Regions from separate parts of the Homo sapiens genome. Here region 2 is linked to region 1. Evidence: chromatin loops called from intact Hi-C (ENCODE). Cell type or tissue: thyroid gland. All regions are shown on one strand. Links, peaks and the distances in the headings refer to the core of each region. The heading gives the core; the rest is flanking DNA.

Region 1 (5,398 bases), core at 322-5,321:
TCTACAAATGGTCAACAAACATATGGAAAAATGCTCAACATCACTAATGATTAGGGGAATGCAAATCAAAACCACAATGCAATACTACCTTACTCCAGCAAGAATGGTCATCATTAACAATTCAAAAAATAATAGATGTTGGCGTAGATGCGGTGAACAGGGAACGCTTCTACGCTGCTGATGGGAATGTAAACCAGTGCAACCGCTATGGAAAACAGTGTGGAGATTCCTTAAATAACTAAAAGTAGAACTACCATTTGATCCAGCAATCCCACTACTGGGGTATCTACCCAGAGGGAAATAAGTCTTTATATGAAAAGGATTATATATATATTATATATATATATATATATATATTATATATATTTTATATATATAATATATATTGTATATTCATCATATATATGATGGATAAACTGTGATATATATATTCCACCATATACATATATACATATATATACAAATGTACACATATACACACGTGTACACATGCATACACATGTACGCATATGTACACATGCATACACATGTATGCATATGTACACATGTACACATATGCATACATATATACACACGTATGCATATGTATGTGTGTTTGTGTGTGTGTGTGTGTGTGTGTGTGTATATACATATATATATGATGGAATACAATTCAGCCATTAAAAGGAATGAATTAATGGCCTTTGCCGCAACCTCAATGAGATTGCAGGCTACTATTCTAAGTGAAGTAACACAGGAATGGAAAACCAAACATCGCATGTTCTCACTCATAAGTGGAAGCTAAGCTATGATGATGCAAAGACATAAGAATGATACAATGGACTTTGAGGACTCAGGGGGAAAGGGTGGGAAGGGGGAGAAGGATAAAAGACTACAAGCTGGGTGTAGTGTATACTGCTCAATGATAGGTACACCAAAATTTCACAAATCAACTGCTAAAGAACTTGCTCATGTAATCAAACACCACTTCTTCCCGAATAACCTATGGAAATAAAAAAAAAATAAAAAATAAATTAAATATTCCTATTAGTATCCATCACAAGGGATTTTGCTCTTTGAAGTTTGTGTGATCTCATGGTTACATATGTCCTTATGCAAGAGTTTGTGTTTAATCAAAATATATTCACTTAGATATAACCATAGTACCCATATGTGTGCAAAGGAATACCCATGGATACACTATTTATCATTATGCTTAAGTTAAACAAATAATTTATACATTGTATTTAGTCCCATGTGTCAAAATGCCAAACTTAAATAGGTTATATTAAAGACATCTTTAATGAATATTTTGTGATATATATCAGATAAAATAGCATATCAATAGAATATTCCTGAAGAATAGTAATTCTTTATGTGTATTAAACATGTTACACATATATTATATAGAAATACCTTTACATATTCGGTAAAATATCCAGAGGTACCCTTTACATTTCCTTAAGAGTCTTATAGGGACGATATTATACTGAATTATTTTCTACTGTTCACTTTGTAGAAAATCTTGCCTTTTTATTTACAAAGGTTGTTATTGCTAATACACAGAAATATTTTTAATCCATCACTATCATCTGATATATCATTTGTGATTTTAGCAATGTTTTTCTAAGACTAGCAAAATCTACAAGAAATGATTTATTGCTAGTCTCCTTTCAAATGATACAGTGACAAATAAAAAGCTGAATTCATATAGTCTAGGGTATGGTTCAGTATTAAAGACTTGATTGTGTAAATCAGTCCATATCCTTCTGGTTGGTATCTAAAGTACCTAATAGGCTTGTGTATATGAAGGAGGCAATGAATTGAAATAATGTTAGCTTAAGTTAATTCTAAACATTTGCAAATATAGAAATATAAAACACAATCTGCCCTCAACTTAAAATAACTTTTAGAATTACAAATTAAAATATATGATATCATTCACAGATCACACAAATCAGTATACAAAATTTATTGTTGGTGAAACTGAAATCTATTGTTTAGAAAGGATTATTCTGCCCCAAAGAAACTGAAGGGATCAGAGAAAGAGAATGCCTCCAGACTGACAAGTAAGTAATTGGCATGAGTGGAGATGAATAGACTTATGCCAAAAAAGCTGCAGGTAAGAAGTTCCCAGTAGTCATTGAAAAACGAATGAAAGTAATCAGTGAGACAGAATAGGCCTTAAACATCTTCCTGCTCTCCAACACTGTGGAAGCAGGCTGAGGGTGGGGGGAATAAAAATCATCCTTAAAACAGAAAGTGGATAAAGAGAAAAGGCCAACAGATATAACCTCCCCCACCGCAGGATATCATCCCATCAAAGTGGGAAAGGGAAAAAGACATACATTTAAACAAAGTTAACAATGTTCATAGCTATATTGATGTTGGCACAAAATTACACTGAATGGAAGACAACTTATACTTTTAAATGACTAGCAAGTCATGGGAACTGGCTTAAATTCCATCGAGGAATAAAGGACCGGTTCCACAGATAAGTCATTAAGCTAAAGGAAAAATAAAAACATAATGAAGTTACTTTTAGAAAATATCCCTTGAAAACTGATTGTTCAACATGATTATTATAAAGAATGTCTGTTATAGGAATATTCAAGAGGAAAAGTACCGTAGAACTGCAAAAACGAAAGCAGGAGAGAATTTTACAAAGCTGGGGGAAGTCAACAGTATCACATATAGTAGAGAAAGAAGTCAAGAAATGGGACATTAAAAAGGTCACTGATTTGTGGAAAAAAGATATGTAATTGATGGAGAAAAAGTGGAGAAAATAGTTTCAGCTCAGTAGTGCGAAGAGACAGGTGAACAAGAAATAAAGGTAACAGATACATGTATATATTGGAATATACATATTCATTTGAGAAATTTGGCAGCAAAGTAGAAAAATAATAAGATGTTAAATAAAATGGAGTATGCGAAATCCTAAATAAGCAGTGTTGATAAAAGAATAAAATCTTTCCCTAATTTTCTGTGATATCCAAACTAATGTTTTTGTTTATTATATTTTTTCATCATCACTACATTAAGATTAAATGCAAAAACCATGTATCCTGATTAAAGACCTTTTTCCTGCAAACTGTCCTGCCACTTGTACAGGACTTAAGTTGCTGTCTGGCTTGGGCAAACTGCACACAGTTAGTACATTTGTACTACTACTATCCCCAACACTCCTTCAAAACCAAGAGACTCACGACTAGAGGCCTCAATTCCACCATGGCACAGAGGTACAAGAATAAGAGTAAAGGGGTTGCCAATGAGAAAATAGCCCTCCTTCCTCAAGGTGGACACAGTCCCACATCAGGGCTGAGTTATGCCTTTCTTCACCCCCTTGGACAAGATGCCTTAACTACTGTATATGGTAGAAGAAACAAAATAGAAAATGGGGATGTCGAGTAGGAGAGGGCAGAGAGAAGAAAAAGGAGAGGAAATCCTGCCTTTACTATTCTCTCTATCCTGAGCTCATTATTCTTGGAAACCATTGCCCTACTTCAGAATCCCAACTCCACTTTGTTAAAAAAACAGTTACTTTTAATAAAATAATTTAAAAATAATAAAAAATGTTCATGGTAGAAAATTATGAAGTTATACAGAATACAGTTTTTGAAGAAGCAACTACTATAGACCTACTATAGACCTTTTGATTAACTATTTTATAGACCTTTTAAAACTTCTATTTAAAGAAGTCTTACAATTTTTTTGTTATAAGTTATTTACAAAATTTATATCCTATTTTTTCACAGTATTAAATGTTTATTTCTGTCCCATTATTGGTAAGCATAACTTTTAATGCCTTTCCCTCACTTGTCCCATATTTAATTAATCAATCTCTATCACAGTGGCTTATAAGAAAGTGATTTGTAAGAGGTGGACTTGAGTTTGAATTCTGGCTTTACTAATTCTCAGCTGTGCCATTTTGGCCAAAGATTTCCTTCTGAAGCTTCAGAATTTTATGATCCAGAGTGCCCCCTGTCTGACATTTTAGCTCATCATCACAGTTCTTGGTTCCTAAGCCCCTCATATTGTACTCTTTCGAACTAATACATGAGAATAATATTTTTACACTGCTAGAAAAATGGATGATACAATGGATGATAAATGTTTTTGCCCAGAGATTATCTAACCACATCATAATAAGATCTTAGAATATTATTTAGTACCCATGACTCTATACAGTAAATGAATATAATTATTACTACATTTCTAGAATCCAATAAAAGGTGACATTATATGAGTGCTTTACATGCTAGGCACAATGCTAAAGTAATACCCTTCTATTATCTGAGTCCCATGATAATGTCATAAATTAGTAACTCTTCCGATGCTCGTTAGGAATATAGGGAGACTCAGCCTTAGAAAGGACACACAATTTACAGATGCCCACTGGCTCTTTTAGTAAATGTCTGAGTTGGGATTTTATCTGATACCAAGGCAACCACTAAATCCATGCCCTTAACCAGGAAGCCTCAAGCACTCAAGCCCTTACCCGATGTTCACCATAACAGTGTTGGGCTTCCTGGGCTGGGTGTGGATACAGCCCTTCCTCCAATATCTACAGTCTCAGCTTCTGGAACTTTTTACCTTGGCTGGTGTTACTCATTCTATTCTTCAGGTATCTTAATTTCTTTGTTTTCATATATTTATCTTTATCTTTATGTGTTTCATTCTGAGTAATTTCCACAAATTTATCTTCTACTATACCATTTTTTCTCTTTGGTTTTATCCATGTCTTAATTCATATTTCTAAAATTCTAATTGCTATAATCAGTATTTCTAGAATTCCTGTAATTTAAAAACACTGGCACATCTCTATTAGCAAACACAAGCTTAAAAATAAAATAGAACATAGGCTGCCATTAACAATATAAACAAATGCTATTAAATATCTAGTTATTAGTCAAATAAAGAATATTTAAAGACTTTATGAAGCAAATTGTAAAACTCAATTTAAGGATATTAAAGATCAATAGGTGAAGAAATATGTCAACTGACAGAATTATTTAATATTGTTACCATCTCAATTGTCCCCAGAGTATTCCCCTTGCTCTATGGGCTTGTTTCTATAATAGGTAAAATGCATTCTAAATCCAAGCAGATGAGTTACAATAAATTTTTGAAACATTGCAGTTGTTATCTGAGGACTGATCTTATGTTGTTTATGTGTGCGGTATACACCGACTAATAATTTGGGGGAAAATGACACGATAGAGGTACAAGAAAGCATAGAAACAAGAAAGACTTTCTAGCAAGGTCTTTGTGACACAAATTATTTGCCAGGATAATAGTGAACTTTGCAGTTGGAACTTAATAATGGCAGGAGAGGAAGTACAATTAACAGGTTTAAGTAAAAAATGTACACACCAGTATGTTTCTTTTTTGCACAAGCTCACAATGAAAAGATACAACT
Region 2 (5,398 bases), core at 211-5,210, 190 kb after region 1:
TATGTATCAAGATTCAGGAAGTGTTTATGTCAACTATGTAAAAAAAAAAAAAAAAGGCCAAATCCTTTACAGTCCAAAATTTAATTAATGTTACTTTTTTTCTGTCAATTTTCTTTTGTCACAGTTTAACTAATATACTCTCCTAAATACATCATTTCATAAAGCAAAGGAAGGGTAAAATAAGATTTCAGAAAAAGAAAAAGAAGATTGAGGAATGGAGAAAAACATACCAGGTAAAAGGGATTTGGGACACCCAATAAGGTGGATAAAGGAAAAGAGGATAAAATAATGCTACTACAAAAGGTCAGAGACCTGAGAAAGATTAAAGACACAAAAGAAATGACAAACAGTAGAAAAATTTGAATCTGAACAACGTATATCAATTTTTTATTTATTATTATTATTATTATTATTATTTGAGACAGTGTCTTGCTCTGTCTCCCAGGCTGGAGTGCAATGGCGTGATCTCGGCTCACTGCAACCTCCACCTCCCAGGTTCAAGAGATTCTCCTGCCTTAGCCTCCTAAGTAGCTGGGACTACAGGCGCCTGCCACCATGCCTGGCTAATTTTTTGTGTTTTTAGTAAAGACAGGATTTTGCCATTTTGACCAGGCTGGCCTCAAACTCCCGACTTAAGGTGATCCACCCCACCTCGGCCTCCCAAAGTGCTGGGATTACAGGCGTGAGCCATCGCGCCCAGCCTGTATACCACTTTTACAATCAGTAGACACTTGGGAAATACAAATAAATCATGAAGTTATAATTTTTCTAAAAATGTTTCTTTCCTTTTATTGTTTTATACACATATGAATGTACAGAGGACAAGCTCCTAGTCAAATTTTCTTTCACAAAAGGATGCCATGAAAAAAGATATAAAAATAGCTCTCTGGCCGGGCGCGGTGACTCACACCTGTAATCCCAGCACTTTGGGAGGCCGAGGTGGGTGGATCACGAAGTCAGGAGATCGAGACCATCCTGACTAACACGGTGAAACCCCGTCCCTACTAAAAATACAAAAAAATTACCCGGGCATGGTGGCAGGCGCCTGTAGTCCCAGCTGCTGGGGAGGCTGAGGCAGGAGAATGGCATGAACCCGGGAGGCAGAGCTTGCAGTGAGCCGAGATCGGGCCACGGCACTCCAGCCTGGGCAACAGTGAGAAGCTCCGTCTCAAAAAAAAAAAAAAGAAAGAAAAAAAAAAGAAAACTAAAACAGCTTTCTAAGGGGTGGTAATGGATTTTATTTAAATCCCGTAGACACAGTATATAATATTAATCTGATACAAAAGAAAAAAATGTTTAAAGGGGGAGAAGTAAAAAGAAAAGCCCAAATAGCCACCAGGTGAGCTCCAGGTGGTTATAACATTTTAGGAAATGTGATAACCAAATCTGGCCATATTTTAAAGAATATTTTTTTTTTCTGCATGAAGTTGACATGCAATAATCAGTGAAGTGTTTAAACAACTATCTAACTCTTCTTTCATGGTCTTCATCTAGGGTCAAAATTAGATCTAAAGTGGAAACAACTAAAAGAACCCTCTGCTTTAGTTATCGCTTTACTCACAAGTTTCCGGTGCCTCTCTAACACTTTCAAAAATTGATTCAAAGTCCTTCATTAAGTTTATGTCTATATTTCATCACCTATCAGCCTACCTGACACATTATACATGTTTAAATATTTTCTGGCTGGCTACATGGACATCTGGAGGGATCTTATAACATTTTTTGCCTTTCCATACATAGTATTTATTGTAGTCTACTTTGAGTTGATATTTATATTTGTATGCCTATATATTTTTCTAAATAGGAATTACATGTTAAAACGTTTCAGAAACCAGGCTCTAACTTTGGTGGAGAAAGCATTAATATACATCCAAGGTAAGCATCATCAAGCGGAATGCCTTGGCCTATAGGCAAGTTCCCGTAGCGTATGAGATTTTCAGTGCGTAACTATTCAAGCTTGGGAAGTGCACTGGATGTCACATAAGAAGTTCACAGAATATAAATAAACTCAAACAATAAATTACTTGCTCCAAAATATTTTATTCTGCACTATTTTTCCCTGTTCACAGGCCAAGACACTCTACTGAGGGGGAGATAATCGACATATTCCCTAGGTGATTAAAACTTTTAAATCGGCCAGGTGCGGTGGCTCACGCCTGTAATCCCAGCACTTTGGGAGGCCGAGGCGGGCGGATCAGGAGATCAGGAGATCAAGACTATCCTGGCTAACACGATGAAACCCCGTCCCTACTAAAAATACAAAAACTTAGCTGGGCGTGGTGGTGGGCGCCTGTAGTCCCAGCTACACAGGAGGCTGAGGAAGGAGAATGGCGTGAACCTGGGAGGCAGAGCTTGCAGTGAGCCGAGATTGCGCCACTGCACTCCAGCCTGGGCAACAGAGCCAAACTCTGTCTCAAAAAAAAAAAAAAAAAAAAAAAAAAAAATTAAATCGAGTCGTAATTTATCAGGACAAGTGCAAATCAAACTTAAGGTAAACATTGTAGCTACTGAAATCTCTCATAAATTCTCTGGATGAACTTCAATTATATTCAGGTCTTCAAAAACAGAGGTTAATCATTTGAGCAAATATTTTATTTATCTTTGTGAAACAACTAAAAGAACACACATAATTTCTTAACTTCATGGGATCAAAGATGATCTTAGCAGGCCAGAACCTCTTTCTAATCTGGTCCCAATTTCCTCTAATTTTAATGTAGAGGTGGGAATATCTGGCTGGGAATCTAGACTGTACTATTCGTTAGCTCTCCATCCTCAGATTTAATGTACCCAAGTCTCGAGTTTCATAGCCTTAAAAAGTGAATGTTTGTTTTGTTTTCTTGATGTATTGTCTTGGACATTGGACAATTTTTCTTAAATGAGAAAAAATATGGCAAAGAATTTTATAAAATGTTTATCCTCCTCATCATCTAATTTGTTTCCTGCCGCTGAAAGCCACCTTCCCCAGGGGCTTGAGAATGACACCTGTCCACTGTGTCACCAGTTGGTTTGCTTCCCTGCTTATTGTTTTCTCTATGAAATCTTAAAACCTAACTAAGGCTTTGCTGCCCACTGCAGGTGGAGAGGAGAATAAATCAATTCCCTTCTGCCTGATTTCAGTGGCTTTATCTCAAATGTTTTGTAAGTTATTCTGTTGCTAATTAAACAATCTCATTTATAGATATTTTCTTCCTATGAACTCAATACTAGTTTAATAGGTATAAATATAAGTTTTGATCAATTATTAAATCCATAACAAAGAAAAATAACAAGGACTTAATGTATATCAATAATTATGTTAGCTTGAAATTAGACATTCACACAAATGTTTGTCTGTCAAATTCAGTTCTTATATTTTTGGCTATTTTCATATTAAAATTGTCTAATGAATCTCTTCAAAACTTGTAATGTGTTTCAGTAGTTGCCTAGAATGGGACCAAGTATGACAATAGGCAATAAATATATTTTGAATAAATGAATGGATCTACACTAATATACAAGTACATGTAAAAACCCAAACTAGCCTTATAACAAGTATGGTAACTAGTTCAGTTTGAACAGGTCCTATGGCATCTTGGAAGACAGATGGTTCAGTACATATCATAAATATATATAATGAACCAGAAAACGTAATAGATAAATGCACTGTGTTTTAACAGCTTATAGTAGAATGCATTAAAGGATTTTCCTTAAAATTTCTACTCTAGTAAAATTTTGTTACAGATTTTTTTTAGGAACTATAAAATATTTTTTCCCACTGTCTTTTTGTTATGCTGCATATAGCCATCATTAAGGGGATTCTCAGCTGGTTTTAAAAGATTTTAGTTTAGTTATATCCTCAGTTAATTGTGTTAGCTAAAATCGGATTATACCTTTAAAAATGAAAAAGGTGTTCTGGAATTATTTGTTAACTGCACACGTTTGTTCTTTAAGAAATTCATAAGATCATAGAATCATGTTTTTTTTAAGCTGAAATAGACTTTAAAAGATGGTAAATGTAAGAAGTTTGTTTTGAACCTGTGCAATTATAATAACGACCTTTAATTCTTTTCTAATGGCCTAGATGGAATTAATTGGTTATTTCAATATCAGGGCTCATCTTGTGTGGAATCATAAAAGAGTCTCTTTCTTATAATGGGTTCTATCACCCCTGATGATAAGTTTCTCTATCAAGCTTATTTAACATGTTCTGAAAGCACATTTTTAAGAGCCTTGGCATTCTCTGTCTTTCTTCCTTTCATCTTTCTTTTACATTATTTGCAGGGAGGAAGAATCCATTTTTGTTTCTTTGTAATTTTGTTTTGGTCAAGCTATCATTTAGATCTTACCAACAGTCTTTCCTTTTAATTATGTTTCCTATATTGAGACTTTTTTTGATTGGAAATAGTATACTATTTACAAAAATCGAGAAATCATTTTTTGCTTATGGGAAGTTATAAGCTATCCAATTTCTAAATAGCAGCCATGCTGCCATCTTCTGGTTATCTTGTAAGAATTTTCTTATGCTTAGAAGCTTTATTTTAAAATGCATCTTGATGTACCTTGAATTTTTTTTTATGTCTACTAAGGACACATATTTGAATAATTAGAGCACTGCATCTAGAGTTCTGTTGTCCTGAAGTCCTAAAGCAAATAAAAACTTAAGTCTTATCATTTTAAATATTATAATCGAATGGGACTCCAAGGATTAAAAAAAATGTTTTATCCCATGATTTGGAGGCCAGTGAGATTTTCTGACACTTTTTAAAAAAATCACATTACTCTTTATTTTTTTCACAGCTTTTCAGTGTGGCAGCAAGATGACCACCCTTCCCTCAGTGAGTGTGAAACTTTTCCAAATCCACAGTTCCTGTTAATATTAGTACTGCATGTTATTTAATGCTGTTTCAGGTAGCACTGAACCACTTGCCAATTTAACTGTCTTATTTCATTTGAAAACTCTGCCAGCACCTATAGTGCAGGCCAAGGGCCACAAAGGAAGGGTAGAAGGAAGCGAGAGTTTCATCTATCTTTAAGAGCTTTTTCATTTTAAGTGATCATTAAGACTTATAGCACTCTTTTTTTGTACATTAGTGTAACCTAATGATGTTCAATTTTTGTATGTGTGAAAATTCCCATTTACCCCACTGGCATTCTTCTCCTAGTAGCCCTGGAGGAAAAAATAGAACAATTTTAGGAGATAAATTTATGTCTCACACTGAAAACTGATTTTAAAATGTAAGATATTACATACATTGCTTCAAATTCAAATGAGGAAGTACACTCAGTGGCTTCAAGCTCTGTGCTATTTTCAGATGACTATATGAGAGTATAAATCATAATAGCTCATTGAAAATCAGAATGCAAATGGCCCCAGTAAATGTTTAGCAACAGAGGATTTTCTCAACTGTTTATTAAGAGC

The links. A loop is a pair of places that touch in the nucleus more often than their neighbours do. Peaks named below come from ENCODE experiments on the same cell type or tissue, not always from the same donor. Only the 100,000 strongest peaks of a DNase experiment are listed, where the experiment ranks them.
Region 2: a loop joins it to region 1, with 8 times the contacts of the local background. A loop is called at or near these places in 48 of 110 quality-filtered maps.

What each region holds. Positions count from the first base shown.
Region 1 is chr9:9,594,955-9,600,352 of GRCh38, forward strand. All of the region lies in intron 7 of PTPRD (protein tyrosine phosphatase receptor type D), which reads right to left. Among named protein-coding and RNA genes, the nearest start is that of PTPRD-AS1, 740 kb to the left of the region's middle. In thyroid gland, for the core only: no CTCF peak of the experiment used is centred there; no DNase peak of the experiment used is centred there.
Region 2 is chr9:9,787,382-9,792,779 of GRCh38, forward strand. All of the region lies in intron 5 of PTPRD (protein tyrosine phosphatase receptor type D), which reads right to left. Among named protein-coding and RNA genes, the nearest start is that of PTPRD, 820 kb to the right of the region's middle. In thyroid gland, for the core only: CTCF peaks have their summits at 3,068 and 4,457 (motif pointing left); a DNase peak (open chromatin) is centred at 3,040.